Regions from separate parts of the Mus musculus genome. Here all the other regions are linked to region 1. Evidence: chromatin loops called from intact Hi-C (ENCODE). Cell type or tissue: heart. All regions are shown on one strand. Links, peaks and the distances in the headings refer to the core of each region. The heading gives the core; the rest is flanking DNA.

Region 1 (11,155 bases), core at 4,086-8,085:
TGTTTGTCTGCGATAGCCTTTTGAGATGCTTTGCAGCATGTGACTTTTAATTTCCCTTTCTTTTCAAATTATAGTGTTGGTTTACCTTTTCTTATGATAATGATCATTTCCAACTTCCTTTTCTTACTAATATATGTTAGCAACATTCACTGTAAACTATTTTTAGGATCATAACTTATTTGTTTTCATTGGCCATCATTCTTTATTGATTCCTAACTACCTCATCCTCTTCTTCTTCTTCTTCTCCTCCTCCTCCTCCTTCTTCTGTTCCTACTCCTTCTCTTTTTTCTTCCTCTCCCTTCTTTCTCTCCTCTGTCTTTCTCTCCTACATCTCTCTCTGTATGTATGTGTGTATGAGACAGACAGGCAGACAGACAGACAGAGAATATGTACATGTGTAAGTGCACCCCTATATGCTCATGTGCAGAAATAAGAGTCAGGTATTGGATGTCCTGCTTTGTCACTCTTCAAGTGATTCCTTTGAGACTAGGACTCTCACTGAACTTGAAGCTAGGCATGCAGCCAGCAATTCCTGTGATCCTTCTGTCTCTGCCCACCCAAAGCACTGAGATTCCGAGCTTGAGCACAAGTCTAGCATTCTATATGAGTGCTGAGTCCCAAACCCACGCTTACATGGCAAGCGTTCTTACCCACTGATCTCCCTATCTGCTAAGACAACCTGGAGGGGGACAAGGAGAAGGCCTACCTGCACCTGACAAAATTTTCAGCATGAAAGGGAGGTGATATCTAAAGGCCTACAGATTTAGAAGATTTTCAGGTTGACAAAAGACATGAATTTTTAAATTTAAGATTGAGACCAAGAAGAGATGGTCATCAAATAAAAGATATAAATTCTCTGATTTAATAACCACATCACGGGACACACATGAATCCAGCTTTCTACTTCCATACATGACAATTACATTCCAAAGACCAATGAGATACACACACACACACACACACACACACACACACACACACACACACACACAATCTTAATAGCAACCAGAGAGAAAAGACTGGCTATCCAAAAAAGAAACAGTTGTTAAATGTTTGGTCTGCTTCTTACCAAAAATAATCAAAGCCAGATGATAACAGCAAAAGGCCTTTATAATGCTAAGAGCAAAGAGGGATTCTAACTATCCCAAATAACGAGGGCATAACTAAGGTAAATCCACACAAGGGTCAGGCACCATCACAATGTAACTTCTAACCCTGAAGAAACAAACAAACAAACAAACAAACAAACAAAATTACTAGACTCTGCAGAACAATGGTGAGAAAGACCACCATTGGCTACTCAGCAGCCAACTGACAACCAGACTGTCCATCAGAGAGGATGAAGAGAGTCTATACTCCACCCAATCTCCTCACTGCAGCCTGTTCCCTCAGTTACATCAGTTTTCCTCCCATTGGTCAACATGATTGAATGTAGGAAGATGTTGTTCTTGTCTAGAGAGTAGACAGAAAAGCTAGAAGTGAGTCTGGACAAGGTCGAAAGACAATGTCCAGTACCACCAACATCACTGATGCCTGCACAAACATAGCTGCCCTTCAAATAGTAGGTCAACATAAAGACTTTCCCAATGCTTGGGAGATCTTACAACATCAGACAGCTGACAGACCGTCTGAAAAGGCATATGTTTTACTTTTTTTTTTTTTTAAATAAACCCAAGGGTAAATGATCCATTCCCAGAAATTGTCAAGAGCAAAAGTCTTTTGAACTGTAGGAAACACCCAGAGACCGAAGAACAGTGTTAGTCACAATGAGTAATGAGGCATGGGGTAAAAGCAGAACTCAGGGTGGGATACAGGAGGCTGTAATGAATGAAATAATAGTGTCTGCCCTGGTCAGAGGAAGGATGGAGATATGGATTAGTTTCTACTTAACCCTTACTCTTAAAATCTATAATAGTAATCACAAAATTAACAGAATGCCTTAGCTAGGATCTTACTGCTATGAACAGACACCATGACCAAGGCAACTCTTACAAGGACAACAGTTCACTGGGGCTGGCTTACAGGTTCAGAGGTTAGTCCACTATCATCAAGGCAGGAACATGGCACCATCCAGGCAGGCATGGTGGAGGAGGAACTGAGAGTTCTACATCTTCATCCTGAAACCTGCTAGCAGGATACTGGCTTCTAGGCAGCTAGGATGAGGGTCTTATAGCTCCCACCCACAGTGACACACCTACTCTAACAGGGCCACACCTTCTAATCATGCCACTCCCTGGGCCTAGCAAATACAAAACATCACATCTGGGAAAGGGAAAACAAGAAAATGATAAAAAAAATCATTCCACTAAATATTGAGCAAATGGGAAAAATATGATAAAACTAAAACACAAAAGATCATAGAAATAAATTAAAACACATAACAGAAATAGCCGAGTATATGTATGACTTAAGCAGAAAATAGAATCTTTCTGGTTTAAGTGGGATCCCTTCTATGACCTCTGCCCTTTGGCCATACCCTTCTGTCTCTCAGGATTATACAAGATCCTTTTGATTATGGTAGAAAACCAAGCCAAACTTGCTTAGGCCAAAAAAAGGAAGGGGGATCTATACTTGCTCCCACAATCCGTATACTAGAGAGTGAGACATAACTGACTCCAGAAACTCAAACCCCAGCGATTCATTCATCCAGGAAGCCTTGGAGTCTCCTCTCCTGGGCTCAGGGCTTCTTTTCGGGGTTCTGCAAGGGTCTTGCTTCATTGCTACCACTGGGTTTTCTTTTTACGTGCTAGAGTTCCTGCTTCAGTTAAGAGGTCAGTGGGTCATCCTCAGTGTTACACGTACAGTGCGCTGTGGTGCAGAGCAAGGACTGAAAACAAAGGGGACAAGCCTTCCCTGAGAAGCTGACTTCAGAATAGGAAGAGCAGGATCCCCTAGCATAACTCCAGACAGACACCAGGTACTCAATGTGTAATACTTATCAAAGTGCATGGCTCCTTTTCCCTCTCCCAGTACCAGATCAGGTTCCCCTCTCCCTCCCCCTTAGCCTCCTGGGTCTCTCCCTCCTTCCCCACTTGTGATTGCTTTCTTCTCTCTCCCAAGTGGGACTGAGGCATCCTCATTTGGGCACTGCAGCTTGTTGACATTTTTGAATTCTGTGGACTGTTTTCTTGGGTATTCTGTTTTTTCTTTTTTTCCTAATATCCACTTACTAGCGAGTACATACCATGCATGCCCTTTTGGGTCTGAGTTACCTCACACAGGGTGATATTTTCTAGTTCCATCCATTTGCCTGCAAATGTCAGGATGTCCTTGTTCTTAATAGCTAAGTAGTATTCCATTGTGTAAATGAACCACATTTCCTGTACCCATTCTTCTGTCTTGGGGCATCTAGGTTGTTTCCAGCTTGTGGCTATCACAAATAAGGCCACTATGAACACAGTGGAACACATGCCCCTGTGGTATGGCATCTTTTGGGTATATTCCCAAGAGTGGTATAGCTGGGTCTTCAGGTAGACCTATTTCCAATTTTCTGAGGAACCTCCAGATTGATTTCCAGAGTGGTTGTACCAGTTTGCAATCCTACCAGCAATGAAGGAGTGTTCCTCTTTCTCCACATCCTCTCCAATATGTGTCACCTGAGGTTTTGATATTAGCCATTCTGATTGGTGTAAGGTGGAATCTCAGGGTCCTTTTGATTTGCATTTCTATGATCACTAAGGACTTTGAACATTTCTTTAGGTGCTTCTCAGCCATTTGAGATTCCACAGTTGTGAATTCTCAGTTTAGTTCTATACCCCATTTTTTTGATTGGGTTGTTTGGTGTTTTGGTGACTAACTTTTTGAGTTCTTTATATATTTTGGATATTAGCCCTCTATTGGATGTGGGGTGAGTGAAGTTTTTTTTCCCAAACTGTAGGTTGCTGATTTGTCTTATCGACTATGTCCTTTGCCTTACAGAAGCTTTCCATTTTCATGAAGCCTTGAGGGCCAGCAGAAAGAATGTAAATAGGCAACCTCAGAAAATAGGAGTTTGGGGGGACCCCCCAGAATGCACTAGAGATATTCCCAGGACTCAAAGGAAGGGACCTTAGATGAAATGTCTAACAGTAGGGGGAGAAAACTTACAAAGCCCACCTCCAGCAAGGAGACGGGACATCAAGTGAGAGATGCGGTTGCCATCCCACAGACACATCTCTGACCCATAATTGTTCCTGTCTGAAAGAACTACAGGGATGGAAATGGAGAGGAGCCTGAGGAAAAGAAGGTCCAGTGACAGGCCCAAAGTGGGATCCAGCTCAAGGGAGGTCCCAGGGCCCAACACTATTACTGAGGCTATGGAGCACTCACAAAAAGGGATCTATCATGACGCCCTCTGAAAGACCGAACAAGCAGCTGAAAGAGTCAGATGCAGATATTTGCACACAACCAATGGACAGAAGCAGCTGACCCCTGTTGTTGAATTAGGGAAGGCTGAAAGAAGCTGAGGAGAAGGGTGATCCTGTAGGAGGACCAGCAGTCTCAATTAATCTGGACCCCTGAGATCTCTCAAACACTGGACCACCAAGCAGACAGCACACACCAGCTGATATGAGGCCCCGAACACACATACAGCAGAGGACTTCCAGGTCTGTGTTCATTCAGAGATGATGCACCTAACCCTCAAGAGACTGGAGGCCCCAGGGAGTTTAGAGGTCAGGTGGGGTGGGGAGCATCCACGTGGAGAAGGGGTGGGGTGTGGAGAAGGTGTGGGATGTGGAGCAGTCAGGGGATGGATGAGTGGGCGGGGAATGGAATGGAATGGAATGGAATGGAATGGAATGGAATGGAATGGAATATGGAGTGTAAAAAATAAATTAAAAATAAAATAATTTTTTTAAAAGTGCATGGCTCCAATAGTTCTTATTTCTATTCATGCACCGCCCCCCCCCCGCCCCCACTGTTTGTCTCTTTCTTAGGAGTGACTCCTTAATTTGTTTCTATGGTTGGTCTGCAGCTGTACATAGAGAAGGCATATTGCATATCCTGTATAATACCTATTCAATAAAAGATGGTGAATGTAGTCACATTTTCACATCTAAGATAACTCCTTTAGAAGAAAGGGAGTTGGCTTTGGTACAGGCTTCCAGAGGCTTCCTGGACATGGTTTGTTGGCCGATTCCTCTGACGCCTGTAGCTGTTCACACATCATGGAGGGGCAGTCCATGGTTGAGCAACCATTAACTCACATGTGTGAAAAAGACAAAGAAAAAGAAAAGGGTCCACAGAATTCTTCAAGGTCACATCCACTGTACTGAAAAAAAATCTGCCCATAGGCCCCATTTCTTGACATGTCTACTACCTCGAAATAACTAAAATGAGGGCCAAGCCTTCAGCTTGAAAGCATTGGGGAACAGGTCAGCCTCCAACTTTACAAAGGACGTTCTTCCTCCACTTGAAGTGGAACTAGATTGTACTGATGAAATGCTATGTCTGTATGTTTGGACTTACGACTTCAGGGGGTCACCCTGCAGTTAATACAAATGTCCTTTGTATCCGTCGCTGCCGTGGTCAGCAGAGCTCGCTGGGCTTTAGCAGCAGGAGTTAGAACGTGTTCCTCCTGCATCTCATACCCACAGCAGCACCAAGACCACCGGACAATCCCCCCTCACTTCAGAGGCATTCTCTAGCATAACATCTTGGGGCAGCCTCTGTAAGTTTTAATACCACAGCATGTCAATCACCAACAGATCTTTATCCATTTACCCTGAGACCACTTAAGGAAGGACGCTGATTGAACTTGACAACATTTTAAGAGCGCCTTCATTTGGAGGGTTAGCAAGAGTAAGGACTGAGAATGGCATCAATTAGTGGAAATACCGCTAATAATATAAAATATTGACATAGGCAAAGATGCACAGGGGGTAAGCAAGATCGGTGACAGCAATGCTTGTCTGCTAAGGATATTCTTCTGCTCCTCGTGCCTCCAGCTCTCTATCCGATATTAAAAGTGCCGAGTTAAAAGAACGGGGTATATACCCAATACGACTGCTAATTGAATGCATGTTCCTTCTCCCCTCACCTACCTGGAATAGTTTTCCCCCAAACTTGTCAACTTTCAGAACTCACAGATCTGTCAGGCAAGTAGCTCAGCTCACCCATCCCCCACTCCCACCCCCTCCCCCACCCCCTCCTCTCAGCCTCCAGAAAACACATGCATTTCCATATGCGTTATTGTGTGGCTCCTAAGGAGTATTGCTTCTCTCTGGAAAGTGTGGGAGACACATCGCACTTTGCGAGACAGCATCTCCGAGAGCAGATCTGTCATGACAACGTGGCTGATACACTGCCCTTCCGGTGGTAGGGGTTACGCTCCGCCTGGGTTACGCAGGACTTGATAGCTCAATTGTGCTTAATGAATGAAAAACAGCGAGTTTAAAAATAACACGGAAAGGGATGCCAGTATTTTACACGGGCCAAGTTTAGCACTTCCATATTACATAACCCTCCTGAAGATGAGAGGACTACATACTTCTACCAGCTTCCCCCTGGATTTTTCCAAAGCCGGAAGTAAATCCCCATCCAATATTCCCACCCTCCTTATCTGCAGCTATATTTACCCCCCACGAGGCTCTTTCCCTCTTCTGATCCTAGCTTGCTGTCTGGTTTCCATATGTTAATCTCTGCCACTTCAGTTGTCCTGCAGACCTGCTTCCAGATTGTATCCCACTTTCCTCTCCTAGTTAAAGCCGCGGTCCCTGTTAACTCTCTTCTCTCTGATGCTTGCAAGGAATCGGCTTACTTAGAGTCCACCCTACCTCACTGATCTCTTGCCATAACTCTGCCAGTTTCTCCAACTGCATCCCAAAGGCGTTTCAGATGCGCTCCTGAGCCGCGGACCCATTATGTCATGTGCCTACACGTTACATAAAGCCCTCTGGAAACAGAGAACTGTAGCGGCTCCACTGTAAAGATACTCGGCTAGCAGCACTGTTCTGCAGATGTCAGGAAATAGTCTCTTCTCCTTCCAGACTAGCCAGGAACACGGGTCTGAAACACAGCAATAAATAAGTCTGTTAAGCATAAGGCCCTTTGAGACTGCTGTTGTCTTGCCACGTGGTAATGGAGACGAGTTAAAGCTGCCCTTTGTGAGGAATGCTCAGAATAGCAAGCTTTCTCCCAGCTCCATTCAGGCTGGTTTCTTTCTCTCCGTCCCAGAGTATTTATAGCCCGAGCCTCTCGGGAGGCTAATTACATCCTGTCTGCAATTATTATCTGATTATTTTTGTGGTGCATAGGTTGTCTCTGTGGTTAAATTCTTCGTTCTGACAAAACAGTTCTGCCTTGTGGGTGTTACCTTCCAGTGAGTGATCTCTTAAGACTCTACTGTAATCTGAATACATGTCATGATGGATAGCCTTATCCATCCGGGGCACTTGAAGATTGCCATGCAATCCTGAATCTCGTTTAAACCTTCATAATAAGATATAGTCCATTCTACTCCAAATCCAGATTGTCTCTCTAGATAGGGAACCAGTTGCCAAGGTCTTAGTGTAGAGATTCCAAAGGCTCAGGACAAGCTTGACTGAGGACAACATTCTCTGTCTCCTAGGTCTAGCATCCTGCTCCTTCCTGACTTCTCATCAGGACCTCCCAACGTACCTGCTAAGCTTCTCAGCTCTGTGGGTCTTGCTCTGCTCAGCTCATTATAAATCCTCAGTGGACAGAGAGTCAAAACTAGACATCATACGTACTTCCCACAAGAACCTTTTTTTTTTCACCCATAAAAATGGCTACACCATGCACAGACGTGTAGAACTAAAAATCCAGAGAGCTCCAAGGTTCGACATGTTAGACAGGGTTTTTCAAAAAATAGTTCCCTATGGAGTTAATGAATTCACGATTACACAAAAGGTTGCTATACACAAAATTTGCCATATGGAAAGGTAGTTTGTTTAGCTGAGGCAGTGGTAAGGGAGTTTTATTAGAAGGCTGACCTGAAATTTTTACATGAAATGATTGTATCTTCAAAAGGGATGATGAAGCATACAGAACTCACTCAGCCACAGAAAACGACTTTCAGTAGGGTCATTCCCAGAACACATTTTAACAGATGTTTCAGGATTGGATATATAACTAGAATGGTGTTTTAAATGAAAATATAATTGCTTTGATATTCCTGGACAATGGAGCTTAACACCAAATTTTCTTCCTAGTCCTTGGAACTCAATGGGCCACTTCGTTGGATTGCTACCTGTTCTCTTTGAGGCTATTAGCCTGCCATATTTGTTAGCAATAGAAACACATAATACACACTGCAAAAAAATCAGTATTTCATAAGTGCTTCAATAGTCAAAAGCACGTTTTTAACTTTTTGGAATCTCTATTCTCAGGATAGACCTTGGCAATTTGGTTCTCGTCTAGAGAGACAATCTGAACCTAGACAGGAGAGAACTATGTCTTCTTACGAAGACCAAAATGAGATGCGGGATTACATGGCAACCTCCAAGTGGCCCAGATGGATAAGGCCTCTTTTGTGTCATTCTATAAAGAACTCAGCTACGATGGGCAGATGCAACTGAGAGAAAATCTGTTCAGAGTGAAGACGAGTTTGAATCCTTGATGTCCAAAGTCGGAATACAGTTTTTGGAGTTACCTTTTCACGCTGTAATCAAGCAGATCGCTGCTTATGAAACCCAGTATTCTACATCCAGGAAGCTGTAGAGGCTTGTTTGCATCTTAAGTGACTGCCTACCGATCCTATGTTATCAGTCATGGCAATAGAAGGCAAGCAAACATGACTTTTAAATGATGCGCTTTATCAAAAGCATAGACTGACCATCACTGTAGCTTGTAGCCCGTGTTGTGTAGCTCAACAAACGGGACTGTATGGAGTTTCTAGCCTTGGGGGCTAATGTTCTCACGGAACTCCTCATAAACCCACCTTCATAGGGCAACTTAAGTTGCTTTAAAAAAAAAAACTGTGTATGAATGTTTGCTCATACGTATCTATGTGCACTGTGTGTTTGCTGTGCCCACAGATCCCAGAAGGGCCACCAGATCTTTTGGAATCAGATAGGTATGAGCCATTATGTGGGTGCTAGGAACTGAACCTGGGTCTTCAGCAAGAATTCTTAAGTCGCTAAGGTACCTCTCTAGCTGTTTAAATGACTTCTTTCTAGCCGACTTTAAGAATTCCTTCGGAGTCAAGGTTCTACTGGTGTTTCTCTTCTCCTTCATCCCCTCTCCTCCCCTCTCCTCCCCTCTCCTCCCCTCTCCTCCCCTCTCCTCCCCTTCCTCCCCTCCCTCCCTCTCCTCTCCTCTCCTCTCCTCTCCTCTCCTCTCCTCTCCTCTCCTCTAAGTAAAATGGTTTCCTTTTTCTCCAGCAAACTTTGTTGGGAAAAATAAAAACAAAACAAAACAAAACAAAAAACAAAAAAACAAAAAAACCCTACATTCCAGCTCTGACCAGTATCTCCATACCAATCCTCCTCTTACTTTCCCATCTAGGCTCCAGTCGTTCTGCCTACTCTCAGGCCTCTCACATTCTGCTCTCTACACACCTCTCCCTGCATTTCCACTCTTCCTCACTCCTCACCCAGCCTCCTTGTGACGTGAGAGCTTCGCCCGGAATTGTGAATTAAATAAAGAACGGGCAGCCAAGGGGCAGAGGCTGAAGCAGCTCCCTGATACAGCATCACTTTCACCTCACGTGTCAGCTAATGACGGATGGCAAATGAATGCACTGGGTCATCCATCAAGCGCCAATTCGCTTACAGAATGAACTGCCTTGCTTCCAATATCTCTCAATCGAACAGAAAGAAATTACCAGATTTAAACACATTTATTGACTCGCTGCATACCATATAGTTTACTTGTAGTGACACGGGAGGGCTTGGGGTGATTTTAAACCTTTTTACTTGTGGTGTGAGAGAGAGAGAGAGAGAGAGAGAGAGAGCACAGCGGTCAGAGAAAACTGTCAGGACTTGGTTTTCCTCCCCGTCTCTGGCATCCAGGGATCAAACTGGGGTTATCCGGCTTCCATAGTGGCTGTCTTTACACTCTGAGCCATGGCAGCAGCCCCTAAGGTGAATTTAAACTAAAAATCTCTCTACTATTACAGATGCTTTCATTAATATTCCTACAATGTATCTATAACTTACACTACATATTACTTACATTCTTTGGTAAGTCCACACATGAATATAATGTGTTCTGACCATAGCCCCTCATTACATCATTTTAACTCCTCCCTGACTCCTCACCCATGAATATTCCCGTTCCAGCTTCACGCTTTCTTCCCCCTGATTCCCCTGTATACACTCGGAGTTTACTTAGTGCTTGCCACACCCACACAGGTGCAGGGGCATCTACCAAAGCCCGGGCAACCTACTCTGGGTCAACGCTGAAGGAAACGTACTCTCCTTCCACTGCGTTTAACTCCTCCTTTGGGATGGAGACTCAGGAACCCTTTCCTCTCCCAGCTAGAATGTTGACTTTGACCCTGTGCTGGCAACCACAGCTATTGTGAGTCCTTGAGGACAACACCCCTGCCGTTCACAGAAGAAACTATTTCAGAGGAATTCTGCCTGGTCTTTAGCTCCTCTAGATTTGTGACCTTTGTCCCACCGTGTTTCCTGAATTTTGTGTGGAGAGGGGGTGTGATACAGATGCCCCATTTAGGACTCTACACTTTGACAAATTGTGACTCTCTAGATTATCTACCATCTTCTATACAGAAAAGTCTCTCTTCTTAGAGAGGCTAGAGTTTAGAGTTGTTCTAGTCTATGGATATAAGAATGAGTATTTAGAAGGCAATTTGATACTATGTCCATTTGGCAAAATAATAGTAACAGGTCCTGTGAACTCTCAAGCTAATGCGTTTATAGTACCAGGCATGGGTTTCTTCCTGTGGAGTGAACCTTCCTTAAGTCCAACCAGGAAGAATTTAGTTAGTTCCACCCCATTCAAGCCACCATCTATCCAGTGGGCACATCTTGCCAAGCCAGTTATCTACACTTGCATATAATATAAGTTGAAAAATAGGAATTTCGTAACTAAATTAAAGTAATCCATTATTTAAAAACAAAACTAGATCCACTGTGCGTACACATGACAAATGAAGAGACATAACTCAAACTGATATTTTCTGTTTCAGTGTATTAAAATCTGACATGCAAAACAAACGTCAAATTGATAGATGTACTGAGTATTAAAA
Region 2 (11,155 bases), core at 1,715-5,714, 380 kb before region 1:
AGGGACTGGGCAAAATCCCAAAAGAGACTCCAGTGCTGGACTGGAAAAGAGTAGAAATGTCAACTATGTTAGGCACCACAGATTTCTCTGCAAAAATGATTCAAACTGGTATTTAGTCAACAAAAGTTAAATTTGCATGCAAAAGGAAAATGTTATGTTTGGTTTATCAGAGAAAAGGTTGTTTATTTGGAGAAAATGCTGTGGGTTTTTTATTTTTTTAATTCTTTTAGAAGTATGTAGATTATAGTTTGGAAGAAATGGATTTACCAGCATATTAGCTGTGGATTGTAGTCATGCTATTTGCCGTTTCTGAGATTCAATTTCTTTTTGGTAAAGCATAAGAGATATTGTATGAATTTTAGAGTTCTAGGAAGGAAATCCATCAATTTGAAGTGTGTCAAGTGGGGGTGACATGTAATGGGGAGAATTAATCTTAGGTCCATCATTACCTCACTGTCTTATATCCACTGACTCTACCTTTCCTTCCACCTTCCTGCAAATGAGCAGCTATTATTAATACAAATGGGCCAGCGTTAGGGTGTTCAGGTTTCAAAAACTGCCTGCTCATACCCATCTAGCTTCCACCCACACCATGCTAGCAGATAGAAACCTGGGATACAGTTCAGCATCACCCAGAGAAGAGCCTAAAACTTTGATACCCAGCCTTCAACCTTACACAAATTAAGTTGGAACTTGAGACCCTTGGTGACCCGAGGGTATATCAATGTCTATACAAAGTTGACAGCCATTTTTTTTACATTGTCTGATTCTTTTGTCACCTGATTCAGATGTTAGTGGTGAACTGTGGTATTCATAGTTATGCCTATAGTAGTCAATTCTCTCACTTTTCTGGGGTTTGATACCTTGGACATTTGCTGAGTGAGGAGAGACCACTCCTGCCAGGACCTAGAAATAGCAAAGACCTTGGCCTGTGGGCATCTTTCAACTTCACTGACAAAGTCACATTCTATACCCAGACATGTGCTTTATCAGAATGTTAGGGCTGAGTTTTGGCAGCAGAGGACAGCCCCATGCCTTAACAACAAACCCCATTTAAAGTATCCAGCCATAAGTCTGCTTGCCCACCTTGTATACAGAAATGTTTTGCTTCTCCATTGGCCTCCAGCTGTTCAGGGTTGTCTCCCTAGGTGACCTTTAATGCTGTCCCCATGCCCCCCCAGGTGGTCTCTGCGTTGTGCCCTATGTCCCACAGGTGGTCCCAACAGGCTGAGCCCATGTCTCCTCAGGCGGGGTCTCTGTGGTGCTCCTGAACTAACTTTTTCAGGAACCATCATTCCTTGAGCTGTTGCTTCATTATACTTTGAGTTTTCTATGGACACAATCTTTTAAAATTGTTTGTGCCAAGCCAACTATGGCTTGGGGAAGGTACTACATACAGTTCACATTTTCTTACTTAATCACTTAACCAGCTAGTACCAAGTATACCAAGCTAAATACTGGTTAAGTGATTAAATTTAAGACCTGGTGATTTAGATTATCATTGCATTAAACTCTTAATAATTCACCAGATAAGACTTAAGCCTGACTTAAACAGCGTGAATTGTAGCTTTTAGTAGTTCTTCAGGAAAATGTATATAGGGTGCTGTGAGAGACTATTATAGCGTTTCCCAGACCAATCCTGCCCAGTCTCCTGATACATCTTACATTTACTGTCCTTAACAAAAGAACCTCAAGCAGGGTTATGATTTGATATTTTAATGGTCTTTTTCAGACAGGTTCTCACCTGCTTATAAAATCAACATAGACAGTATTCAAGGCCAAGAGCAGGTTAAAACCTAAGTCACCTCGTTATTACCTTTACTGGGGGTAGACATAAAGTCCAGAACCCAGTGACCTCATTAGCTCCCTGTTTCCTTGACTCCAGTTGAGTAGCCAGGGAAGCCTTAATGAGGCGACTGAGTTCTTATCCACGTTGGCTCTGGCAAGGGACAGAATCTAAGGCAGCTTAGGACATGTGAAGAAATCCCCAACAGAGATCGTAAACCACACCAGCCAAGGACTGAAATGACTCAGACTCGAGCACCAGGGCTTACTTTCTACCGTGGATCACACTTAGGCAAATGTCTGGCTGGCTGTCGTTTCACTCCAAAGCATCGTCCCTCTGTAGAGATGTCATCATTGCCATCACTTAATAGATGGAGAAACTGAGCCTTGGAATGGGCAGGTAACTTGTTGAAGGTCATATGGCCAATAACCGGCAGAAAATGTCATTCTCCCTTTAGAGGCAGCCGCTACTGAGTGCCCCCTTCTCTCCCTTAGAAGGTTGTCGCGTGAACACGCCCAGGTGATTCTGAGCGCAGTGGGGGAGGGGAAGTCCTGATCCTTGGCTGGGGGTCATGATCTGTATGAGCGTCATGATAGAGCGCTGTACTGTCACTTGAAGGCTAACCAGAATGAACGAGTTGAAACGTTTTGAGTGCAGAGCGAGTAATTGGGGTATTTCTCTGAAGCGGTTACCTCAGCCTCCTACTGCATAAATAAATGGCTGTGTATACATGCTTCTACCTGTGCGCATGCGGAATCTGGATGAACGTGGATTCTTCCATGTGGTTATGGGTTCAAAAGCATTTGAAACGGAGTTAGCTCTGAGGTAACTCTTGCAGAGGACTCAAGTTCTACTTGCAGCCCCCAGGTCAGGTGACTCCCAAATGCCTGTAATTCCAGCTCCAGGGAGATTCAAAGCCTCTGGCCTCTGCAGGCACCAACGCTCCCATGAACAGTCTCCCTCCACCACACACACATAATTAAAAACAATCAAACACATCTTTTTTTAAAAAAAGTACTTATCTAGGGGTTATGGCTTGGCAGTAGGGGCCTGTGAAGAGCACGCAGCTCTCTTGGAGAGAAACCCCGTGTTTTTGGAAGCAACATCTAAACAGTTGTTTCTTCTCAGAGTCCCTTTGCCTAGGACTGAGGAGGCAGTGAGCGCAGGGAGGGCAGAGGCTACAGCGAATAGGAACTGTTCTATCAGGAGAGAATGCCCCACGCGCCCCTCTTTGACCCCTGGAAATCCCCGCAGCTTTGGCTCTCTGCTGATGGCACTGGAGGCTACCAGAAAAAAAAAAAAAAACCCAAAAACCCAAAACACAGTTCATGTGAAGACATGCGGCTTGATTGTGACATGGTAAACCTAGGGTAGTTTGCATGAAGCAGACTTGTTGTTAGAGCGCTTCTAATCCTCTCCTGGAGACAGATGGACTAGGTGCTTCCTTGTTTTTGCAGCTGCTGCTGATTCTGGTTTGAACCAAACTGCTCTCAGCTGTGAACCTGGCGCATCTATAATTTTTAATAGTTATGAAACTCACGTGATGCAAGAAGGTCTCTGAAGCTCTGAAGTGTTGCAGCCCCCCCCTTTTTTTTTTCTTTTTTTTTTTTTTTTCACGAGCCATAATTTTTTTCATACTTATTAGAAGACAGGTCCGTTTGAGTTGTACTTTGGAGGTTTTTTTTTGTTTTTTGTTTTTGTTTTTGTTTTGTTTTTGTTTTGTTTTGTTTTGTTTTGTTTTAATTGTCCCCGTTTAACGGAGGCAAAGCTGAGCTGGCATTACCTGGCATATGAGCCCACACCGGCAAACCCGAGGTTAACAAAACAAGGAACAAATGGTTTTTGTTTACTGCTGCCTAGAAGACAAGAGAAAACTTAAAAGGATTGAACGTCATGTTGGCCAAAAACCATCATGTTTTCCCAGAGGCTCTCTTATCTATGGCTTGCTCTATGTTAGCATACACATATGTGCCCCCAACTGTCTACACATGCCGTTTCACTTAGTTGTTGGATTAATACTGATGACATGAATATATTTCTCTTTCTCCAAAAAAGCCTCTACTTGTGAACTAGGTACCGATCACATCCCCATTCTCAGTGGTAAGATAGCCAGGCATCTCTATACTCTGAAATGGTTCTTGAACTCAACTTTGTTAAGGATTACAGAGATCCAAGCCCAGTGGTCTCTGCCCAGACCCTTTCTGACTGTAGCATGGAAGATGCTGTCACAGAATCACTGGAGTCCACTTACCTATGACACTCAAGGTCCGATGTTTTGACTTGCAGGTCTGTTTGTGGGTTGGCTGGAGACTCATGAGGGATGGAATACGGGTTGACAGGGGATGAAGTATCTCAGTATCTAATGAAACATAGAACCCTAAGAAAACCTAGTAGTTAAGACAAGTAATATTTAGTTACACACAACAAATTAAATTCCCTTACTCACTAAGGTGAGATTCCTTAGTGTCTTTTCTGCTGGTTCTTGCTTTGATCTCACGTAGCCGTGAGTGATGAAAATCCAAAATGGAATAAAAAAGTTCAAAGCAGCAATTATTTCTCTGTTACAAAAATATGTGTCAAAACAAACCGAAGATTTAATTTTTTTTTATCAAAATTTAATGTGTCAAGCTATGTCATAGCAGACACAATGGTGAGGAATGCCTGATATCAGCGCCTGGACAGAGCCAGGACTGTATCTTTCTGCAGTCGCTACTATATGAAATAAGCATGGCCTAGGAAGGAAAGGAGAAGAAAAAGGACCCTGCCTGTTCCTCAATGCTTATTTCACAAAGCCCAGTGACACTTCATTTTCACAGCCAGCCTGTCCTTTGATACGTGATCTTATAAAATGTATTAAGTTGATTATGGCCTAAGTTTTAATTAGATGGAATTCATCGGCATCAAAACCTTTACAAATAATTCCCCGGCTTCCTGTGAGCACTGCCAATATTATAATTGTCCACACATCCAAACTCTATGAAAATGTTCTCATTGAGAATTCTATTTGCTCTTCTTTACAACTGGAAACAAAGACACAACCATTAAATTAAACGGAATGGAATTTGCTATTAGAAATAAAACTTAAAAAAAAAAAAAAACAAAAAAACAAAAGGCCCTGAATCAGTCTGTGATGCCAGGAATTCAGCACAGAAGAAGGTAACTGTGTGTGTGTTTATGGTAAGAAGTGCACACAGTTGCATGCTTCTGTTGAAGTGGACCTTGTAAATCTCAGCCTCATGCCTTATCCTTAACATCTACATTCTATGCATAACTTAGATATAGTGTTTACTATACAGTGTTTTATTTGCCTGTATATTTCTTTGATTCTCAGATTTCTTGATGAGAGAGACAGAACCTTATTGGTATTTGTATTTGGTCTATGGTACAAGATAGGTACTCAAATAATAGATAGGTATCTTTTAGTGTGTTAATTTGCTCACACCAAAACACAAGTATGTAATACACATTGTATGTAAATGTATAGGCAGGTGCATGCCTGTGTATGTATAAACATAATACCCTGACATTTCTAAATAAGATATTTTGATATACTTAGTGATGGGGGTTTCTATGAAGGGCATTATTCTACCAGAAATTCCTGTGAGCACCTGTTTCACTTTCTTAATGAGAACAGTAGCCAATGGTCTGGAGGTGTAGAGGCAAGCAGGAACCTCCCCAGAGAACACTAAGCAGAGTGCCTCTTTGACGGGAAGCTCTGGTGATTCTGAGTCTGGAGAGTGGCCGCTCTGGAATGCATGAGGCTACCATGAAGGAAAGCAATGTGTGACTTCCAGGTTTATGAGGTCACAGCCTGGCATCTGAGCTAAAAGTGTTGAGGGCTTAAGATGCTCTTCGGAGCACACAAGTGGGTTTGCAGTTAGTGTGCAGGGGTCCTTCCTAGCCGTGGACACGCACTGCACACATGCATCACAAACATGCACACACACACACACACACACACACACACACACACACACTACAAGTGCATTACATGCATGCACAAACACATACACACACACACACGACAAGTGCATTACACACACACACACAAACAAGTGCATTACACACACACACACAAGTGCATTACACACATGCACACACACACATACACACATGCGCTATCTGTCAAGTCTTTCAGATGAAACAGCACCTGATAATGTGAATGTTGGGATGGGGGCTCTCAGATCGGTGTGTTCCTGTTGTAGCACAGAGCAAGAGTCCTTGACAACAGTTTCCAGAGAGCTTGGCCAATTAAGATGGAAGTAGAACACCCGACTTCTAGCTAATAGGAGCAAGGAAATGTATTGCAGTAAAAGGGGTGAGAGAGGCTGTGTAGTAACCTGTGGGAAGCCACATGTGCCGTTGCAGGGTGGCGCTGGCTACCACTGGCCACCACGCATACATAGGCAGTAAAGTTTTTTTTGCCAAGATGAGGTTTTGAGAATTAACCAATCAGATGAGAGACAAGTTAACCAATCAAATGAGAGACAAGTTACCCAATCAGATGAGAGAGAAGTTAACCAATCAGATGAGAGACATGTTAACCAATCAGATGTGAGACATGCAAATGAGGTGGTAAGCAAAACCCATGCATAATCAATCTGGGTGTGAGACACGCCTCTCCTAGGCCTATATAAGCAGCACCAGTTCTGGGCTTGGGGTCTCTTCGCCTCTGCAATCAAGCTCTCCCAATAAATGTGTGCAGAAGGATCCTGTTGCAGCGTCGTTCTTGCTGGTGAGTCGGGCGCATGCAAGAGTAACCAATGATATTAAGCTATTCTTCCAGGAGACAGGGATGTGTGCGTATTTGGTTTCTGAAAGGGAGAAGACACTGTAGTCATTGGTGGGTTGTTGTAATTGCACTTGGAAAAAGAAATAACTATTCTCAAGAATAGCTTTGTGAGGAAAATTTATATATATAAAACGTGTGTGCACATGCGTGTATACACATATATGTATATATACGTGTGTGTATACATGTATACATACATCTATACATACATAAACACATATACACACATATGTACATACACAGTGAGATGGCACAGCAGGTAAATGTACTTGCCATGCAAACCTGTGCACCCGAGTTTGGTCCTTAGAACATATGTAAGATGCTATAAAGTTGTTCTCTGGCCACACACAGGTTCAGTGGCTTGTGTGCCTGCACACATACCATGTAAACACAACAACAATAAATTAATTTAAAATTTTTTATGTCTAACTGTGGGTTTTAAAAAGTCCAATTACTTGAAAATTTTCTTTCTTTATCCCATCCCACTCTACCACTTTTTTTCCCAAAATAAGGAGAACTTTGGGAAGAAGTCTGCTGTCTGTTGGGACTCTCAAGTCCCTGGACAGAAGGGAGGTAAAGACCTTGCATTCCTTAGTGGGTTTAATTTTCTAAGAAATATTATAATTAGAGAGGAAGCAATGAATCTATGAAAAATTATATAAGGAGTAAAACATTTGAACTTTCCTCAGAGAAAGAAAATGTTAGACTTGTCATTAAATGTTCTCTGGATGAAATTCCACAGGGTGGGGGGAGAGGAAGCAGGAGGTGGAGGAGTGGCGGTGGGGGGGGGGGGCTGATCTGAGGGAGCACAGCTGCAGGAAGTCCTCACACTCTTCTGCAAGAAAGAGTCCTGGGCACTAAGACCAACCAACAGTTTTATGGGTTTGCTGCCATGGCTGGCTGTGGGAAGCCTAGGCATATCCAAAGGTGGCCATTCTCTCTGACTCTCATCTTCAATTCCTGCTGAGTCTACCCTACCAAATGAGACAGGAGGAGGCCATTTCTTTTTTAGTAGCTAATGTTCCAAATACTGCCCACTATTATCACACAGAATTTTCAAAATAATTTCAGCATCCACTGCGGTGATAAAGCCCGAAGTTCGTTTGCAAGTATTTCACAGGCAGAGAAGATGCTCTGCTTAACTGGTCATTGTATCTCAATTAGCTTGCAATGTGCTGTTCACACATTGCAACCATGAGATGACTCTCTGGTCCGTTTCTTCAAAATTTATACATGAGTTAGTTCGTTTTATTTCTTGGTGATTCTGCCTCCATTGCTATGATTCTATGTAAAGTGGTTCAAGCCACAACTGGAGAAATGTGGACTTAGTTCATTGGGTTGCTTTAATCTGAAAATACTCTTCTTTTGCCAAATTGAGAATAAACGACTATAGTTGCAATAAAAATCAAACACTTTAAAATAAACATTTTAGTAAGCGTTGACAAATGCAAATTATGCAGCCATTCTCTTGATCATAATCTAAGGCATTCCTGGCATTGCATAGCATTCTCTACAAAATTTGTGATCCACCCCTTCCTCCCAGACCTCCCCTCAGGTAATCACTCTCTTGGTTGTTTCTGCCTCTAGCGTGTACGTCAAGTGAAAAGCCGAAGTGCCTACACCATGCTTTGAAGACTTGATGATGTTCTTGCTCATGTTGGTAATCCGGTTCCACTCTTGCTGAGTTTTGTATTACACAGAATACTTTAATGAATCCATTTTTCATTTAGGTTGTCCCAGGCAAGATCACCATGCACACTGCTGTGTCCTTTGTGTGTGCAAAGCTTCTCACATCTCTTTGAGAAATGGCTGGAGGTTGGACTGCTGGGCCACGGGCTTCACTGTTGGAGTAGCCCGTTGATCTTGTTTTCTAGAGTGGTCAGTCTACTTTGTGTCTTCACAGTTAGCATCTCCACTCATATTTTAGCGATTCTGGTGGCAAGTCATATATCTATCTCACTTTGAGAAAAATTTTCATTCTCTTAATAGTTAAGGATATTAATAATCTTTCACATGCTCATTTATGATTCATGTGTCTTGAGAAAAAAATGTTTAGAATTTTACCCAACGATTTACTTTCATGTTAACAATGTTCAAGATGCTCTAGGCATTCTACGTCTTGTCTTTTATCAGATACGTATTTTGAAGATATTTTCTGTCAGTGACTGATCGTGTCTTACTTTGACACGATGCTACACACTGGCTGGTATGGGTGGGGAACCTGAAGCTCTCATATGTTACTGATGGGAATACAGGCAGTTTGGAGAGACAGGTTGGCCATTTCCTACAACACTGAATGTGCACTTGCCACATGATGCAGGAATCGACCTCCTAGTTATTTGTCAGAAAAATAAGAACACGGAGAAGTTGAGCTGTTTGTAGTCTCTTTCAAGCCTTGGAAAATGGTGAAAGGCTTTAGATGTAGTGGAGTTCAATCCATCTCTTTTCCTTTTGTGTACTCCATGGATTTTTAAAAAAAATATAGTTAGAAACATTTTCCCAGCCTAAGGTCACAAGATTTTCTCCTGCATTCTTTCAGAATTTTAACAGTCATAGCACTTACAGGTAAAATGTTGACTCACGTTTAGCTAATTTCAAGGTATGTTGTGATGTGAGGACCACAATTTCTCTTCTCCCCTCCTCCAGCCCCTCCTGTTTGTTCGGGATGAACTCCTTCTACTGTGTCCGTGCGATTTTGTATTTGGTTGAGCCAACCATCCTTGCCATCGAATTACCTTGGAACATTTGTTTAAACTCAATTTGTCTTATACTTGTGGATCTATTTCCAATGTCTCTCTTTGGTACTGCCCATAGGACTTTGCTTCCTTCACTACATTACTATATTATATTATTAAATATATATTATTAAAATATTATTACTATTTTATAGTAAGTGCCATAGTAACAAAAAGGCTACGTCTAGGGTGGGAACAGAACTCAAGTCCTCTGCAAGAGCACTAAGCTCTCTCAGATGATGAGCATCACTCCAGCCCTGTAACTGGTTTTTAAAGAACTTCATAACCAGAATATTTATAATAATTTCTAATACTAGTTAATTAGGATTTTTATCATGAAAAGGATTTGAATTTGCCAGATTTTTCTATATCTGTTGAGAATATCTTATGCAGTTTTCTTCATAAATATGGTATCATGCTCATTTATTATCAAATGAGACAATGCCTGGTACCTTTGGGATGAATCCCAACTAATAAAGGTGTATCTTTATACACTCATGCTTGGTTTTCTCTGATAAACCTTTCTTAATAATGTTGGGTTTAATGCAACTGGCAAGGATACAGTGTGGAGGATGTTTCCTACTGTGGCTATTGCTGGGTTGGTGACAGCTCCGATGTGTGGTCTCCAGCCAAGGGTCTGGGGTTTCATATCATATGTCCGAACATTCACTGCCATGTTGGGAGTTGCGGCTTCCTCTAAGTTAGGCATGGACCAAGTGAGAAGGCACACACAGATTTCTACAGATATTATGATTCCTTGAAAAAAAAAAAACTTAAAATACTGGAGTCCTTTAGAGTACAAAGCAAATTCAGAATGTAAAGAATTTCTTTGGATGGAGCCCCATAGATGAATGTCACTGACCTGTGATCCTGAACTGTGAAACACGAACACGTGGGCTAAGGAGCCATCCCTCTGAATAAATAAACAATTAACAATTTTTAAGAAGGGCTTTTTGGTCTTAGTTCCCGGTGCCTGTTAAGCTGCGCCTTTCTTCCTCCTCTGTTTTTGGTTTGTGCTGTTTGGCCTCACAATGAGGAGAAAGGGCTTCCCTCCTCTTCTGGCTCCTCAAAAGATGACGTGAAAACGTAAACCATGCAAAGACCAACGATTTAGGAATAAACATTATAAAGCGAGACTGGAATTTTTTTATGTTTTATGATAGGCTACAAAACTCGTAATGCTTCGTAGAAAGGATAAGTTAAAAAGTCACAATATAACATTGCAGGTAAGCATTTGAAACAATAGGCTGTTATCTCGATGGCTCTGGTTGTGCAATTTTTTGAGAAACTAACCCTGAATCAAAACAGTCTGAAAGGAGGTCTTTTGGCATAAACAACACAAGAACAATGTTGTCAAATCAAACCCAATATCATGTCAAATGACTAATGGGAAGTGGGTAGGAAATGATGTTGAATTTTTCATCGTGTATGGGTGTGGTTGAGGTAATCCTTTTCATTTATAGATCTCCTGTGTACAGAAACGTCAAGCGTTGTTTACAAGGCTAGGGAGTTCTTCTTGTCCGTAGAGTGCTGGCTGGGCAGGCATAACGGTCTAAGTTTGGATGCCTCGTGCCCGTGTAAAAAGCAGAACCCTGTGCCCACAGAGCAGAGACGGGCCGATTCTGAACCTCACAGGTCTGCCAGCCTAGATCATGAGTGAGCTGCAGGTTCTATGAGCGATCCTGCATCAAAAGATAAGGTGGGCTGCACTGCGTTTGTGACTCATGCGCAAGACCTGCTCAACGCAAAGAAAACCCCAACTGACGAGCTGATCTTCCCTCACAGCTGCTGGAAGAGCTGCAACAGTCAATGTTTTAGGGGTGTGGCCTCCAGTAAGTCAAT
Region 3 (11,155 bases), core at 5,595-9,594, 390 kb before region 1:
ATTATCCTGTCCGTACCCTCCACCTACTTAGCATCTCATGCGCCCTCTCCTGTGATGTTCACAGGCTTATCAATCAACAAGACAGGAGACAATGAAGGCAACCGAATCTCTCCCTTCATCAATTGTAGCCTCAGCATCCGTCACCGAGTCTGGTTGTCGTGTAAAGGATGCTAAACGAGTTCATAAATTTTAACTTTGAACGCATCATTCATTCCTAGACAAAAAGGCCGGCTCTCTGCAGCTCACATGGAGACTCAACGAACAATGCAAATGAAGGATCTGAGAGGATCCAGAGATGCTCTTACGCCGCTTCCTGTCCTTCCTGTGCCCACTGGAAGCCTGGGGTGCTTGGACTCACGGGTCACAGAGACTATGTCATGCTGACAATTTCCCGAGGTCTTAGCAGTTACATTTCCTTTGCTTTGATCAAAGCTTGGTGTAAGTTGTTAAGTACAAGGGAGAAACACTTAAAGAGTTCCGCCCTGTGATTTGGCGCTCAGGCAGTCAACTGTACGGAAACAAAGTACTAAGTCAGAGAGTTAGCTTCATAATTCATGCTAGCAATCTCTTCAAGACTGAAAGTCTGGCCTTTTACCAAGCCATCTGTTTCATTCAACCTTCTCTCCTATCAGAGTTCTGAACGCAAAACCCTGCCAACAATTAAGTGTTGAAACCATTTCTAGAGGTTCTTAGATGTGAGTTAGGAATGGTGGGGCCAGTTCCAGGGAGGCATTTGAAATGAATATAACTTTGGGATGAATGTTTGCCATCTGCCTTTGCAGGTTTTAGAGATGAGGAGGTTGAGACATTTTCATTTAGCTTAGAGCCAATTATTAAAAAGCCAATTCTACAACCTACAAAGCAAACACAGAAAAGGGAAAGATGGTGTTTTTGAGCATGACTCCAAAACCACCACATATCATGTTGTGGAGACATCCTTAGGCACCTGGGCATGGATGCTAGTAAAAGTGGCTAGTATGTCAAAACTGTAAGTGTCAGGTCATCCTTTGCTGAAAGTTAATAAAAAGAGGGAAGTGAAAGATCTCTCATTATTTTTAATGACCCCACTTTCCAGCAGAGTGCCTGCATCTCCCTGTCTCTACATTGCACAAAACTCCTGAGGGTGATGGTTTTGTCTGAAAGGGTTCATGTAAGGGCTCGAAGCCTCAAGCTGATGGGTTGTTAATCACTGAGCCAGAGCCAAGGGGGCCCATGCAAGGAAGAGCTGGAGAGTCCAAGAGCATTCCCTAAACCCGGCTGTGCTGGACTTCCTTCTCAGCATGACCTTAGTGACCACTTCGTTACGGCTATCCACACTGCAAATGCTTCACTGTTCCTGGTGGATGATGTAATATTCAGCCATTCATAGTAGTTCTTCTAACATTGGTAAGACAGAGCTATTGTCGTGTGTGGTTCAAAGTAGCCTACAGCCTTGAAAATTTTCCTCTGTGTGTGTGTGTGTGTGTGTGTGTGTGTGTGTGTGTGTGTGTGTATGTGTGTGTGTGTATGTGTGGTGTATGGTGTGTGGTGTGTGGTGTGTTCTACTCTCTCTCTCTCTCTCTCTCTATATATATATATATATATATATGTATATATATATACATATACATATACATATACATATATATACACTCTCTCTCTCTCTCTCTCTCTCTATATATATATATATGTATGTATATATATATATATATATATATATATATACATACATATATATATATATATATATTCATTTTTCATTTAGTCCATGCAGCTTTCTGTGCTCTGTCATTGGCTATCAATACCCTGAAATCCAAGACATAAATTTAGAGATGTATGAAATAAACTCACTAGTAGTGAAATGCAAAAGTCACAAGCTATTCTTCACTTTACCATGTTATTACCAGAAAGTAAGTCCTTAGAATAGGGTTGGAAATGTTTTATAATGCAGTACAATAATATAAGCTTACAAATATGAAACACACACACACTGGGCATGTCAACTTTCTGCTCCAGATTCTATATTGGGTACACCCCCTACTGTCATGTTCTCCTTTCCAAATAAGGGATAAACTGTCTGTGCTCTTGGAAGCCCTTTGAACTTTTCCGTTCACAAGTCCATGTGTTTTGAAAGAGAGATAAGAACGTGGGAGAAGAGCCTGGGGTCAGGAACAGACACACATGCTAAGTGCAGGTGGGGCTGGAGGAGAAAATGGCATCTCTTTTCTTTTTTTATTTTTCTGAAGTGAACGGGGCTGAGCCTTTCGACATGCTTCAGGCAAACTCAGCAGAGGCTCACCTATTTATAAACTCAATAAACGCTCTGCTTGGTTTATGTGTGTTTCCATACAAGCATGTGTGTTTTTTAAACAAAGTAAATGGTTCTCATTGCCAGAAGTATTCAAGCAGGATACCCTTGCAAAAAATTTTTTTAAAAAATGGTGGAAATACAGTATATGTTTATTCATTAGTTGTCAGGCACTTCTGGGCTCAGTACCCACGCACACAGGCTGTTTAGTGTGGAGTTTAATAACATCTATGTAGAACCATGCTGGGGACTATATTGGTAGAGAAATATCCATCCTGACAAAGCATACTGTTTTGCTTGCCTTTATTTAAGAGAAGAAAATAGGATTGCCTTTGCCTTATCTAAACACTGCCACATGGTTGATTTAAAAAAAAATGCAGTTTACTGTCATGCTAGAAGGTAAAGAATGAAACCAGCCAGCCAATTTGAAAGAAAAAGGGGCATATTTAAGTTTTCCCCAAAGCTCAATAGATTTGGTTTGGTTAGAGTTATGTTATGTTATTCCCTCCACAATCATTGAGCTTTGCCTCTTGACAACCATCCAGAGTTGCTTGATCTATTTAGTTCGAAGAGACAAACTAAGTAAATTGTTGAGCAGAAAACTAATTAGGAAAGAAAGGGATGGTTGGATTGCAGGGAAAGTAACAGGATGAACAAAGAAAATAAATACATGCTCTGTTCTCCAGTCAGCTGAGCGGGAGTGAGCTAGCAAAGCCGTCTCCCAGGTCCCTTGGCCTCTCTAACTCTGACTTAATAACCAATTCACTTTTAAGGATCCATAGGAGGGAAGTTGTCATCAATTACAACACATGCATCCCTCAAGTGCAGGGTGTGTATCTGCAGAGCATCCTTTATTATCTGTGTAGAAACATATCTTGTTGGTTGCATTTCACTATCCTTTCTTTTGTTTGTTTGTTTATGTTTTTTTCCTTTTTTATTAGACATTTTCTTCATTTACATTCCAAATGTTATCCCCTTTCCTCGGTTCCCCTCTAAAAAACCCCCTATCCCATCCCTCCTGTTCACTAACCCTGTTCACTAACCCACCCACTCCTGCTTCCTGGTCCTGGCATTCCCCTACACTGGGGCATAGAGCTTTCATAGGACCAAGGGTCTCTCCTCTCACTGATGTCCAACAAGGCCATCCTCTGCTATATATGTGGCTAGAGCCATGGGTTCCTCCATGTGTACTCTTTGGTTGGTGGTTTAGTCCCTGGGAGCTCTGGGGTTACTTGTTGGTTCTTACTGTTGTTCCTCCTATGAGGATACAAACCCGTTCAGCTCTTTCGGTTCTTCCTCTAGCTCCTTAATTGGGAACCCTGTGCTCAGTCCAATGGATGGCTGTGAGCATCAACTTCTGTATTTGTCAGGCACTGGCAAAGCCTCTCAGGAGACAGCTGTATCAGGCTCCTGTCAGCAAGCACTTGTTGGCATCTACAATAGTGTCTGGGTTTGGTGATTGTGTGTGGGATGGATCCCCAGGTGGGACAGTCTCTGCATGGATGGGATGCCTTTCTCAGTCCTGATAGGCACCTGAATAGCACCCCCCTTCTGCAGCCCATTTACGCCCAGATCGAAGCATGCTGAGCTACCCACAGGAAGGTGAAGCACTTACCAGGTTAGCTGAGGAAGGACAAACAGGGTGAAACCACAGAGAAATGTATATTTGTACAATTATCTGTGTCCCATTGTGTTATCTGCCCACCTCACTCCAATTCTGTTGAATATTGTAGTGTGCTTGATTAGGACGCATCGCTTGTGATAAACCCTAATTTAGACTAAAAATAGGTTTTAAGAATCTCTGCCGCTTTTCGCCATTTTGCTTGTCAAGACCACTGAGTTAAAGTGTTGGTGTACCCAGAGGGGGTTGGATTTCCTAAAAATAGTCAACGTTATTAAGAGCCTTGGGGGATATTGTGCTATAATTTGCTTTCTAGATACAATTTTTAAATAGGTTTATAAGAATCACTGCTCAATTATCATAAAATTCCTGTGGAATTACATATTGTGGGTTAATTAGCATGAGCTCATTTTGGCCCACATGTTGTTATACATGTTGTACCACATGGGCACTCCAGTCTGTAGGAAAGGCTAGAGAAGGTAGAGAAACAAGGGTGTAGGCCACCAGGAAGCTGAAACCCAGGGCAAAGTAGTGAAAGATGCCAACGCATGCCTCCTGAGAGAAGGGAGTGTGGAGCTTTGTGTTGTGCAATCTTCTCCCACTTCACCTGATGATTCACGTCATAAAACTGTGGCCATGCTACATGTTCTCAGGTTTGGTTAGGAAGGAGTAAATGAAGAATGTCAGAAAGGTCATTTTCTTTCAGGAGCAATATTAAAAAAAAAAAAAAAAGACTGCCTACTCTGGCCAAGGAGGTTGAATTATAGTTCTTTATTGTCTGATATATGTCCTTCCTGTGAAATAAGTCTAGGGAGAGGAACCAGCATTCTTTCCCACCCTTATGTTTTGCCAGATTATTTTATTATTTCACTTTTTTGTTTAACAATTTGGATTTGCTTGAAATTATCCATTGAGATGGTGTACTGGCTGGTTTTGTGTGTCAACTTGACACAGGCTGGAGTTATCACAGAGAAAGGAGCTTCAGGTGAGGAAATGTCTTCATGAGATCCAGCTGTGGGGCATTTTCTCAATTAGTGATCAAGGGGGAAGGGCCCCTTGTGGGTGGTGCCATCCCTGGGCTGGTAGTCTTGGGCTCTATAAGAAAGCAAACTGAGAAAGCCAGGGGAAGCAAGCCAGTAAGAAACATCCCTCCATGGCCTCTGCATCAGCTCCTGCTTCCTGACCTGCTTGAGTCCCAGTCCTGACTTCCTTTGGTGATGAACAGCAGTGTGGAAAGTGTAAGCTGAATAAACCCTTTCCTCCCCAAATTGCTTCTTGGCCATGATGTCTGTGCAGGAATAGAAACCCTGACTAAGACAGATGGGCTAACCCATAAAAGCAAAGCCCACGTCTCAGTAAGCACAGTGACAAGGCAGTTGCTCATTGGCTGACTCCAACTGTCAATCTCCAGATCTCATCCCTCATAGGCGAATCAATGGAGGTGACTTTAATTCCATCTGATTTACATTGTCAGATAGACAATACCTTGATGAGAGTTCTCGAGGGGAAAAACAAAACAAAACAAAAAGGAAAAATACCTTACTCTATAAAGCAATGATACTAAGCCAGACCTATCCAGGAAATAGCAGCCTGCAAAATATATTGATCTACTGTGCGGATAAAACGGAGCTGCACTCGGATTCATTTCTTTAGTTGTTAATAAATCCGCATCTGCCAAATATTTTCAATTTGTAACTCATTCCAATAGATTACCCAAATTAAAAAAAATCAGAAAGATTCTATATTTTCCCCTATTGGCCCCTATCACTTGCTTTCTCCCTTTTTAAAAGATACTTCTGTTTGTATCTTGATGATCCTTCTATAGATCTTCAGAAAACTCTTAATGAGCTGTAATTATGTTCTCAATTAGTCCATCAATAAGGACAAAAAAATAGATTGGCAAGCTACCTTTCTACTAAAAGCTGATAATTACCAACAAAGTGGGGCATTAATTAAAATTATGTCTAGAGCTCTCCTCATATTCAATTCATTAGTTTTAAAACTATGCATGTAGTTGACCTTACTCATCTACTGCTGTACACCTGGCACCTAGGATCATCAGGTCTTAGTAAGTACTGGCAGAATGGATAGATACCTTGATGATAAGTCAACCTACTTAAGACGCTGTTTTACGCCTCATCACTCTATAGGTAAGTGCCCTTTCCTATAAGAAACGCATGTGTGAGCCAGGCAGTGGTGGTGCACGCCTTTAATCCCAGCACTTGGGAGGTGGAGGCAGTCGGATTTCTGAGTTTGAGGCCAGCCTGGTCTACAGAGTGATATCCAGGACAGCCAGGGCTACACAAAGAAACCCTTTGGAGAAAAAAATATGCAAATAGATAAATAATAAAACAACCACTAAAAAAGATAGCTAAGGATGATGCTGTTTGGAACATACACACACATACACACACATACACACGCACACAGAGAGAGAGAGAGAATGAGAGAGGGGGAACAACTCATGAAGCAACATTGTTGAAGATCAGAGCTTTGAAGAGCAGATATGAGTTTGGGAGGTGAGAACAGTTAGGACAGGACAAGCCTACCACTCAATTCCTTGATCTGTGTTCAAACTCAACTTCCAGCCAGTAAATCTGGATATGTGATCTAGGTGATGCTCACTACTCTGGGTAAAGGGAAGATGACAATAGCTTCTGTCACACAGGAGAGCTGTGGGATTCACAATAGCCATAGGGAGACCCCCGTGGTAGTGAGTGATCCAGTTCTTACGCAGCTACACAGAGCTTCAGAGTGATCCGTTATTCAGATGGTGGCAGCAGCGGCGGCAGCAGCGGCAGCATATCTCAGAAGGAAATGAGCACCAGATGTTCTGTGCACACGTGACCTTAGACTCTGCAAACAGCTACAGCCACCTATGGAGAAGCTCACTATGTCCTGTGTGGGCGACTCTGATCCTCAGAGGTTACTTCTGTCTTGGGATAGATCTCAAACCATGGGGAGTGGTTGTAGGACTAAGATTTGTCAGTGAGCAGCGCTTGACAGGAGCATAAAACACTGCTAGAGTGTGGGGTGTATGTGTCAGGGGGAGCTGAGCAAGGAGTAATCTTAGATTTAAAAACTTGTGCTGTCTTTCCCCCAAATCCCTCTAATAAATACAACTTCCCTTCATGCTTTAAGGAAACATCTTTCATAGAAGGTGAAGGATTTATTGGTATAACTGCCTCATCTGAGATTCCAGGAAACATGAACACAGTGTGGTTGCTTTTTCACTTTAAACTTCTGGGAAAGCCAATCAAAACCACAGCATAGTATCCCTTGTGCCTCTCTTGGAACGTGGCAGGGACTCTGGTCTCCACTAGTACATTCTGTCTGACCTGACCAGGAAATCTCTACACCAGGTTGGTCTTTCCTAGCTAACACAAAGACCTAGATACATTTTGTTTGTTTCAATGGCTTCCCAAGGGAGATGGGGCAACAAAAACTCCCTTCAGCAGGTGTGGCACAGTTTGTGCAATCCTGTATTGACAACAACAATAGCTACCAACATCATATTTCCGTTGCTTTTATTTCAGTGATTTTAAAAGTGAAAAGTCAACATGTTATTATTTATAGATACATATCAGAGGGATTGCTATCTCCCTAACAGTGCAAATATTTCAGTGACTTTGAAAATGAAACGCATTCTAACTCCTAGGTCTATTCAGACTCAGTGTATCTACCTCTTGAGACTCAGCCCTCCTTGCATTGTGGTTTTCTTGCAATAAATCTCCCTTTTCTTATTAAAATCTAAGGTGTATTTATTATTAGAGATGCCTCTATCAGTTCCTTGTCACTAAAGAGGACCTTTCCTTTTCAGCTGTATTACTCTGTGGTGGACAAGAGAGGGCACTCTTGTATTTCATGTGAAATCGAGAACATGATTTTTTTTTCCCCAACTGTTTAAGGATTGACTAGAGAGAAGTGAGGTTTTTAAATGGGCTGGAAAAAAAAATGTAAAACATAAAACATCGACACAAATGTATCGCTTTTACAAATAAGTCAAACATAAGAGAATTTTTGGAAGATTACCCTATAAATCGCTTTAAAGAGATTTTGACAAACAAATGCAAATAAGAAGAGACATAAAAATCCTTTTCTACTAAGCTTGACTTAATTCAATCTGAAATAAGTAACCATTAGAAATAATGCAGTTTAAGAACGATGAGAAAGGCTTTCTTACATTCCAAATTTCACAGAAGCTAGGGTTTTTACTTGAAAAGAGTGCTCTCCCCTGATCTACAATGGAATCAAAATCATCCAATTTAAAGTAGAAAACAATGGAATGATATCTCCCCAGCTCCAAGGAGGAGGATTTTTATCATTCTAAAACACAGCCTGGCTGCCCCTGATTATATCCCTTTGGGTTGAGTTGTGCGGGAACTGATGCTAGAACCCATAAAACAGAGCCATCAGAACCTACCAAGTATTTATTCTGTTGGCCCTTTGCTCCCAGGACCACTGGATCCCGTAATCCTCCAGAGGATCCTAAGCTTTGCAGTTGAATGGATTCGTATGGATTATTTTCTCCAGCAGCTGCTGCTAATAGTCAAACCCCAGGGAAAGATCCAGAAAGAGCTCCGTAGTGGACCTCAGAGGGAGCCGTGTCTGGGAACAGCACCCTTATCAAAGACCAAAATGTCAGTCATTCAAAATAAGTACTTATTTATCTAAAATTCTAAATGCTATTAGCACTCTGTTGAGGGTAAGACTCATAACAGACTAAATCAACAGTGACATATATGTTAATACGTCTATTATTTTTATTCTTAAAGAATTCAAGTTTTTAAGTTATGGTAATAAGGAGTCAGGAGTAAAAATTACTTTGTTCTGCATTAAATTCGACTTCTATTGGCTTACCATGAACTGTTTCAGTGACTAAAATGTGTTATGTGGCATTTTCTATCTCCTGATTAAAAATTATTGCTAAATTTTGTTCTTTAAGACTTATGTTCTTAAGAGGAAAAGTATTCTCTAGGGCTGGAGAGATGGCTCAGAGTTGATAGTACCCAGTACTCTTACAGAGGGCCTGGGTTTGGATCTCAACACACACATAGTGGCTCACAGCCATCTGTAAACTCAGTTCCAGGGGGATCTGGCACACATGCACGTAAAATGAAAATATATATATATATATTCAACTACTCTATGCAAAATTATTCATTATTGTTTTGAATATATGTAACACAAAAGTGTTCTCATATTGTTCAATTGTCAGCCTCCCTTTACACTGACAGTTTATTTTGATTGTCAACTTGATGGGCTCTAGAGTTATCGTGGAAACATATCTCAGCATTTCTATGGTAAGTGATGTAGATTGCCTCAGCTAAAATGGAAAACCTAGTGTGAATGGTATTATTATATAGGCTGGGGTTCCAGGTTGAATAAAAAAGAAAAAGCAAGCTGAATGCAAACATTCATCACTGTTGGCTTTGTAACTGTGAATTCAATGTGACCAAACCAGCCACTTCCTGTTTTTCCTGCCATGCTTGCATTGCCTGTATGGACTGCCTCCCTCTGAAACTGTAAGAAAAATAAGGTTTTGGGTTTTGTTTGTGTCTGTTTTTTAATCGGGTTTATCTATCTATCTATCTATCTATCTATCTATCTATCTATCTATCTATCTTTGTCACAGCTTTGAGTAAGTAACTAATATAGAAGATTTAATACCAGAAGTGGGGTTATTGATGTGAGACCTTTATTTAGTGGTTGTAGACCCATGAAATGGGTCTTCAGGAGGTATATAGAAGATCTTTGAATTTTGCTCTGGAAAAGCCTTCAAATGCTGTGAGGAGACACTGCTGGGGTATTCTAATAGGAGTTCAGAAGACAAGAAGGCTGAGAGAAATATAGACATTGGAAGCGTATCTCATGAAATTTCAAAGGGGAGATGAGGACTCTTTTTGGAGCTGGTACAAAGACCGCTCAAGTTATATTCTGGCTAAGAATCTGGCTGCATTTTCTCATGTTATGAGAACCTGAGTGAAGCTGAACCTGGAAGTAATGGACTAGTATTTCTTCTTGAAGAAAATTCAAAGTAGGCTACCACTCAAGCTGTAGCATGGTTACTGATCACTACTCGAAACCAGGCTTATACTGGAAACAAGCAACACATGGGACAGAACAATTTGAAAAGTCTGTAATTTGTTGGAAGAAAAAAGATTGGAGAAAACTTAAAGTTGCTTCTAAGGCTGTAATTCTAAAAGAGAAACTTTATGTCCTGCACTGGGGAAATAGACTAAATATGTTTTAAACAAAAGAACCAATCCACCAAAGGCTCCATGGATATAAATCTATAGGAATGTTTGTGAGGGATTATCTAGATGAGAATAATTTAGGATTGGAGACTCATTTTAAATATGAATATTACTATGTCATAGCCTGGGCTTTTGGACAGAATTAATAAATAGAAGGAGAATGTAGGCTGCATATAGGCATTTCTCCCACCCTCCTCACTGGCTGCAGGTACAACATGATCACCTTCTGCCATATGTTGTTTGGTGTGAAGGACTGGACTGTATCCCTAGAACTGTAAGCCAAAATGAACAGTAAAAGTTACCAATATAGCAGTCTTCTGGCCCTAGATCTCTGTGTTTTCCTCACTGGCACTGAGTTTTTAAGAGAAGCAATGCATCCTTTTAACCTTCATAGCCTCTGTATATATCAGTATTTAGTTTTGACTGATAGGCCACTTTGTCACTGGGATTGAGTCTTGACTAAAGAACTATTAACTGACATTCGATATTGATTTCCAATGTGTACTAAACAACCTGGAGAGTATACCCATGTGAAAATGAATCAGGTGAATTGCGGAAAATACCACATACTTTGACACGGAAAAATATGTAGGGCGTAGAGAAATAAATCCAGAACAAAGCTAATAGCTTCTGCCCTACTGCCTAGCCTGTGCTGGAATGTGGTAAGGAGGCTTCTGGGGGAAGAAATGTCACCAACAGTCTTACTCAGCTGTGGTCCCTGCAAATGACACTACCTTCCAGGTAGTCCTCACTGGTACAGTAGTGGCTTGCCTGTTACCTGGTAGCCAACTGCTTCCTGATTGGATCTGAAGTCTGTTCCATGGGATAAAATTAATGTGTTGTATTGGAAACCTAGTCAAAATGCTGTGGCTGAGCTGGTGCTAAGATCTAGTCAGGAAGCTCCTGCAGTTGTTTTCATGAATTAACAGGATATGCTTGTCAATTCACCTTCTACTGTGCTCCCACGCTGACGCCGGTTTTGGTCATAGA

The links. Hi-C counts contacts between places; a loop is a spot of excess contacts. Peaks named below come from ENCODE experiments on the same cell type or tissue, not always from the same donor. Only the 100,000 strongest peaks of a DNase experiment are listed, where the experiment ranks them.
Region 2: it touches region 1 in a loop (2.0-fold over the local background); 2 of 42 quality-filtered maps call a loop at or near these places.
Region 3: a loop joins it to region 1, with 2.1 times the contacts of the local background. A loop is called at or near these places in 2 of 42 quality-filtered maps.

What each region holds. Positions count from the first base shown.
Region 1 is chr15:93,820,747-93,831,901 of GRCm38, reverse strand. No RefSeq gene overlaps it. Among named protein-coding and RNA genes, the nearest start is that of 9430014N10Rik, 100 kb to the left of the region's middle. In heart, for the core only: no CTCF peak of the experiment used is centred there; DNase peaks (open chromatin) are centred at 6,281 and 6,771; H3K4me3 peaks cover 775 bases; H3K27ac peaks cover 1,655 bases.
Region 2 is chr15:94,197,503-94,208,657 of GRCm38, reverse strand. No RefSeq gene overlaps it. Among named protein-coding and RNA genes, the nearest start is that of D630010B17Rik, 44 kb to the left of the region's middle. In heart, for the core only: no CTCF peak of the experiment used is centred there; no DNase peak of the experiment used is centred there; H3K27ac peaks cover 460 bases.
Region 3 is chr15:94,210,218-94,221,372 of GRCm38, reverse strand. No RefSeq gene overlaps it. Among named protein-coding and RNA genes, the nearest start is that of D630010B17Rik, 31 kb to the left of the region's middle. In heart, for the core only: a CTCF peak has its summit at 7,751 (motif pointing right); no DNase peak of the experiment used is centred there; H3K27ac peaks cover 1,225 bases.